2 separate regions of the Homo sapiens genome follow, and region 2 is linked to region 1. Evidence: read pairs that join two places in POLR2A ChIA-PET (ENCODE). Cell type or tissue: CD4-positive, alpha-beta T cell. All regions are shown on one strand. Region 1 has its middle 17 kb from the start of CYB561. Region 2 has its middle 15 kb from the start of MIR4315-2.

Region 1 (2,500 bases):
GGAATTGGGCAGGTTAGGGCTAAGGCCAAATTCCCGATGATTTGCTTGGTCTCTTGTGGGACATTCAGAGCCACCCCTTTGTGCATTTATTTGCTCGGTCACGTTATTGAGCACCTCCTCTCCTCAGAGTTGGACACTGTGGTAGGCCCTCAAGAGAGCTGTGGACAAGAGACGCCGTTCTAAGGAGCTGTCAGCACAGGCCTGTGACATTTGTTGAGAAAGGGGGGCTTTTTCTTCATTGGAAGAGGTTTCTCTCTAGCTATACCCAGGGAGCACTGAGCTCTTGTTTCATTTTGTAGCTGAAGCTGCACCCAATCCAGCCACCCTACCAAAGCCAAGGCTGAGGTGGGCTGCCAGCTTGAGTGGCTGTGTTTAGAGGCTGCATGCTGAGAGGGTAGCGAGCAGAGGGCACAGCTCCCACTGCAGACCTAAGGGCTTCGTCACAACTGGAGGCCCACTGCTTCCAGGGGCTTTGTCTTTTCATCAGAAATCTGGTCGAACTCCAGTCCTCACCATATAGAGAGCTAGGCAGCTGCATTGTGAATGGAAAAGTGGCAGGTTTCCTGCAACTGGCTGGAGACTCAATACCATCTAAAAGGGAGTGGGGAAGCGGGGGAGCAGCACTGAGCCTGCAGCCTTTCCTGTTTAACTGCTACCTCTGTGTTTACTTCAGGGACAAGCGAGGAGGGAGACCACTTCCTCTTGACATCAGATTTGTGCTAAACAAACATTCCTGCTGTGCATACCTGCATTTCCCAAAGCCTAGGGAAGCAGACAAACTGCAGGCAACACACAGCCCAGCCTAGATGCCACAGTTGCCTTCAAAGAGAAGAGGGGACTCTGGCAGCAGCCACCTGCTCAATCTCAAAACCATTCCTGGGCTGCTCCAGTTATTTCATTAAAAAATGGGTAAGTCGGGGCCGGGCACGGTGGCTCACGCCTGTAATCCCAGCACTTTGGGAGGCTGAGGCGGGCGGATCACGAGGTCAGGAGATCGAGACCATCCTGGCTAACACGGTGAAACCCCGTCTGTACTAAACAAAATACAAAAAATTAGCCAGGCGTGGTGGCAGTCACCTGTAGTCCCAGCTACTCGGGAGGCTGAGGCAAGAGAATGGCATGAACCCAGGAGGCAGAGCTTGCAGTGAGCCGAGATCGTGCCACTGTACTCCAGCCTGGGTGACACAGCGAGGGTCCATCTCAAAAAAAAAAAAAAAGTCATTGGCAAAACCCCAGCTTTTTAATTTATATTTTTTCTTTCTTTTTTTTTTTTTTTTTTTTTTTTTTTTGAGACAGAGTCTGTCACCCAGGCTAGAGTGCAATGGCGTGAGCCCGGCTCACTGCAACCTCCTCCTCCCAGGTTCAAACAATTTTCCTGCCTCAGCCTCCCTAGTAGCTGGAATTACAGGCACCCGCCACCATGCCCAGCTAATTTTTGTATTTTTAGTAGAGACAGGGTTTCGCCATGTTGCCAAGGCTGGTCTCAAACTCCTGACCTCAAGTGATCCACCTACCTCAGCCTCCCAAAGTGCTGGAATTACAGGCATAAGCCACTGTGCCCGACCTAGATGTTTTGTTTTGTTTTTAGATGGAGTCTCACTCTGTCACCCAGGCTGGAGTGCAGTGGTGTGATCATAGCTCACTGCAGCCTCAACCTCCTGAGCTCAAGTGACCCACCCACCTCAGCCTCCCAAGTACCTGGGACCACAGTGCATGCCACCACGCCCTGCTAACTTTTGTTTTGTTTTGCAGAGATGGAGTCTTGTTATGTTGCCCAGGCTGGTCTTGAACTCCTGGCCTCAAGCTGTCCTCCCGCCTTGGCCTCTCAAAGTGCTGGGATTACAGGCATGAGCCACCACACCTGGCCAAACCCCCAGCTTTTTAAGAAGTCCTGGGACATTGGAGGAAAGGAAAAGGAGTGATTCATTTAAAATATTAATACTTCTTAAAAAGAATTTACCCTCAACCTTAATAAAAAGCTACTCAGAGTAGAAGCAAACAGCAAACTCAGCAGAAGTCTGTGTAGATCCTCCGAAGCACTAAGTAAGTCAGACTTTCTTCCCCTGGATATCTGCTCATGGGTACCTTTTGGTAACTGCAGGCAGACACAGTACGCACGTGCACATGGTGGCCAAACTCCCCTGCGGTCGGCTGGGAATGGGTAGGCGAACCAGCGGGGAATGGAGTCACCCTCTTTCAGCTTTAAAAACAAGTTGGAGGAGCTTGGAGTCTTGGCAGCTGAGTTATTCCATTCTCAGGAATAAGATGGGGCACTGATAACAGGTATCATGTCTGGAAGGCCCTGTGATGAAGAGAGGGCCCACATAGAAGAGAAGGTGCTCAGAGTCCATTCTAACAGGCCATCCTCTTGGGAGGTCCATTGTGTCCCAGACACTGTGATAGGGACTTCACATGTGTTCCCTAATGTATTCCTCACACCTCGACAGACGACACTGCTGTCTCCAAAACAAATGCAGAAGCAGATCCTGAGAGCTGAAGT
Region 2 (2,500 bases), 1.4 Mb after region 1:
TTACAAGTGCCAAGAAAAGGAACATGAACAATATTCTGTGACCACAGCCAACACCACACAGAACTTCCCAGAAGCTCTCCAGGGCGAGAACACCAACCAGAAGGAAGTGACAGCTTCCATCATTCTGTGCTAAGTGAGCTGAGTGAGTGGCCATCTCTCACCTTCCAGATATTTGAATGATACCTACCATTCCAGCAGCCAGCACAAGTCATTTAATATGAATGCCAGAAACACAATCCCTGAGGACAGGTACAGGAGACCAGATGCCAGGAAAAACCCCGGCCCCACCCAAGAGTTGGGGAGAGCCCACTGCTCCTCCACCCTTATTTACCACCTGAGCCCCTGCACCCGCCAATCATGCTGCTCAGTCTGTAACTGCGGGTCTGAGTGAGCACCTACATTTGGCTGTTGAGGGGCAGCTGGTGGAGTTGGCAGGCGACTCTGCACTAAGTTCTCAGGTTGAATGGGAGTTGGGTCGAGGGAAGGAATGGACGCAGAGTTAGGGTGAAGAGTTGCGGTGGGTCAGCGGGGGTGAAAGGACATGGAGATGTCATTTTTAACAAGATTGGGTGAGGGTGGTAGGAAAGGAGGCAGCAAGAGTTCGGGACAGTTTGGCAAAGACTTAGGGATGGGGTGTCCTCAGTACGGCAGGAGACGCAAAGGAAGGTATACAGTGGGCTAGGAGACTAAGGACGAGAAGACACAGTTACGACTTGGAATAAGGCTGAGATCGGAGTTATCCAGAAGAAAGCGGTGAGCTCAACAGGGCACCTACTTTGGGGGTGGGTCTTAGATGAGAGGGCGGAGGTAGAATGTTTAGGATGAGCAGATCTTGGGGAGCTGGACAGGGGATGGGGGTGACTGGGATAAGAAAGCTGAGCCAGAAAAGGGGAAACCTGAATGGTGGGTCTCGGGGAGGTGAGCGCGGAGCATCGGGATTACCAGAGGGGTGGGGAGAGAGGATGAGGTGTGTCAGGGCGGGGCGAAGGGACGTGGCCGAGATCGGGGTTGGAACTGGGGTAAAATGGGGTCACGAGTGAAGCTGCATTTAAGCAAGACCGCTGGTGAGGGGATGCGGGCGCGGGCTGGGGGCTGGACAGACGGAGGGGACGGGGCCACAGCGGCGGTGCAGGGGGAAGGCTGGGTCGGAGCGGAGCGGGCGCGGGCTGGACAGGGCTGAGGGCTCTGAAGCCGGGCAGTCTCAGGGTAACCAGGGGCTGGGAATCGCGGAGGGAGCGGGAGGCCCACCGCCCGTTCGCGCCTCGGCCCTCCCACCACTCCGCCGCCCTCCTCGCATCTTGACCCCCTAACTCACCAAGCGGAGCGAGGAGCGAGGCGAGGGGGGCTCCCGGCTGCGGCAGCCCCTCAGCCTCCGAGCCGACGATGCGGTCTCTCGGCCACTGACAACAGGAAGCAGCGCCCCGGCCCCTGACGCCATCACGTTGGCTCGGCGCTCCGGCCCTGCCCCCGGCCCGCGGTGCCAATCGCGCAGCCCGAAGGAGCCTTGGGGCGGGGCCAGCTGCTCCCGGAAGTCCCTGGGAGCTGAGCCCCGGGGCAGATGCGAGGTCTGGGAGGCTGGGGAACTGGGGGCGCCTGCAGGGCGCAGAGAGGCGACGGCACCGGTGTCAGGGAGAACGCATCCGTTACCGCCCGCCTCCCGCAGGTCTGCGTCAAACTAGATCCTGGCTTCTGGGTTCCTGACCTCGTTTGGCCTCAGAACCATCTGTGCAACATTGGGGCTGTCACTTCGCCTCCCTCAGCTGAAGAGTTCCCACTTGTGAGTGGGACTAATAACGCCTGCCCTATCTTTGCCTCTCCGAGGGCAGCAGTGCAGCCCGTGGGGCGGAGCCCGGGCCCAAATTGGAGCCTCCGCGTTGCGCTTTCAGGATAAACACAGCTGTTTTGACCACACTTTATCCCAAGGGAACGCCTTGAGGTCCCCTTGGGCACACTCCCGTGTGTAACTCGCCCATTAGCACCGCCTGGCTTGAAGCTTAGGGGTCTGGTTATTCTCTTCTAGCCCGTGTAGAGGATTTCTTTCTTCCTTTCTGTTTTTTTTTTTTTTTTTTTGGGACAGGGTCTCACTCTGTCGCCCAGACTGGAGTGCTGTGGCACGATCACGGCTCACCACAGCTTTGACCTCACGGACTAAGCGGTTCTCCCACCTCAGCCTCCACGCAGCTGGGACTACAGGCGTGCACCACCACGCCCAGCTAATTTTTTCTTCTTCTTTTTTTTTTTTTTTTTTTTGCGACGGAGTCTGGCTCTGTCGCCCAGGCTGGAGTGCAATGGCGCGATCTCGGCTCACTGCAAGCTCCGCCTCCTGGGTCGACGCCATTCTCCTGCCTCAGCCTCCCGAGTAGCTGGGACTACAGGAGCCCGCCACCACGCCCGGCTAATTTTTTTATGTTTTTAGTAGGATGGGGTTTCACCGTGTTAGCCAGGATGGTCTCGATCTCCTGACCTGGTGATCCACCCGCCTCGGCCTCCCAAAGTGCTG

Evidence for each region. Peaks named below come from ENCODE experiments on the same cell type or tissue, not always from the same donor. Only the 100,000 strongest peaks of a DNase experiment are listed, where the experiment ranks them.
Region 2: POLR2A ChIA-PET joins it to region 1 with 7 read pairs; 1 of 35 experiments calls an interaction of 5 or more read pairs at or near these places.

Annotation. Positions count from the first base shown.
Region 1 is chr17:63,427,810-63,430,309 of GRCh38, forward strand. No RefSeq gene overlaps it. Among named protein-coding and RNA genes, the nearest start is that of CYB561, 17 kb to the right of the region's middle. In CD4-positive, alpha-beta T cell, no CTCF peak of the experiment used is centred here; no DNase peak of the experiment used is centred here; H3K27ac peaks cover 437 bases.
Region 2 is chr17:64,835,741-64,838,240 of GRCh38, forward strand. It overlaps the pseudogene PLEKHM1P1. Among named protein-coding and RNA genes, the nearest start is that of MIR4315-2, 15 kb to the left of the region's middle. RefSeq lists silencers at 979-1,068, 1,159-1,618. In CD4-positive, alpha-beta T cell, no CTCF peak of the experiment used is centred here; DNase peaks (open chromatin) are centred at 1,011, 1,451, 1,910 and 2,191; H3K4me3 peaks cover 1,943 bases; H3K27ac peaks cover 737 bases.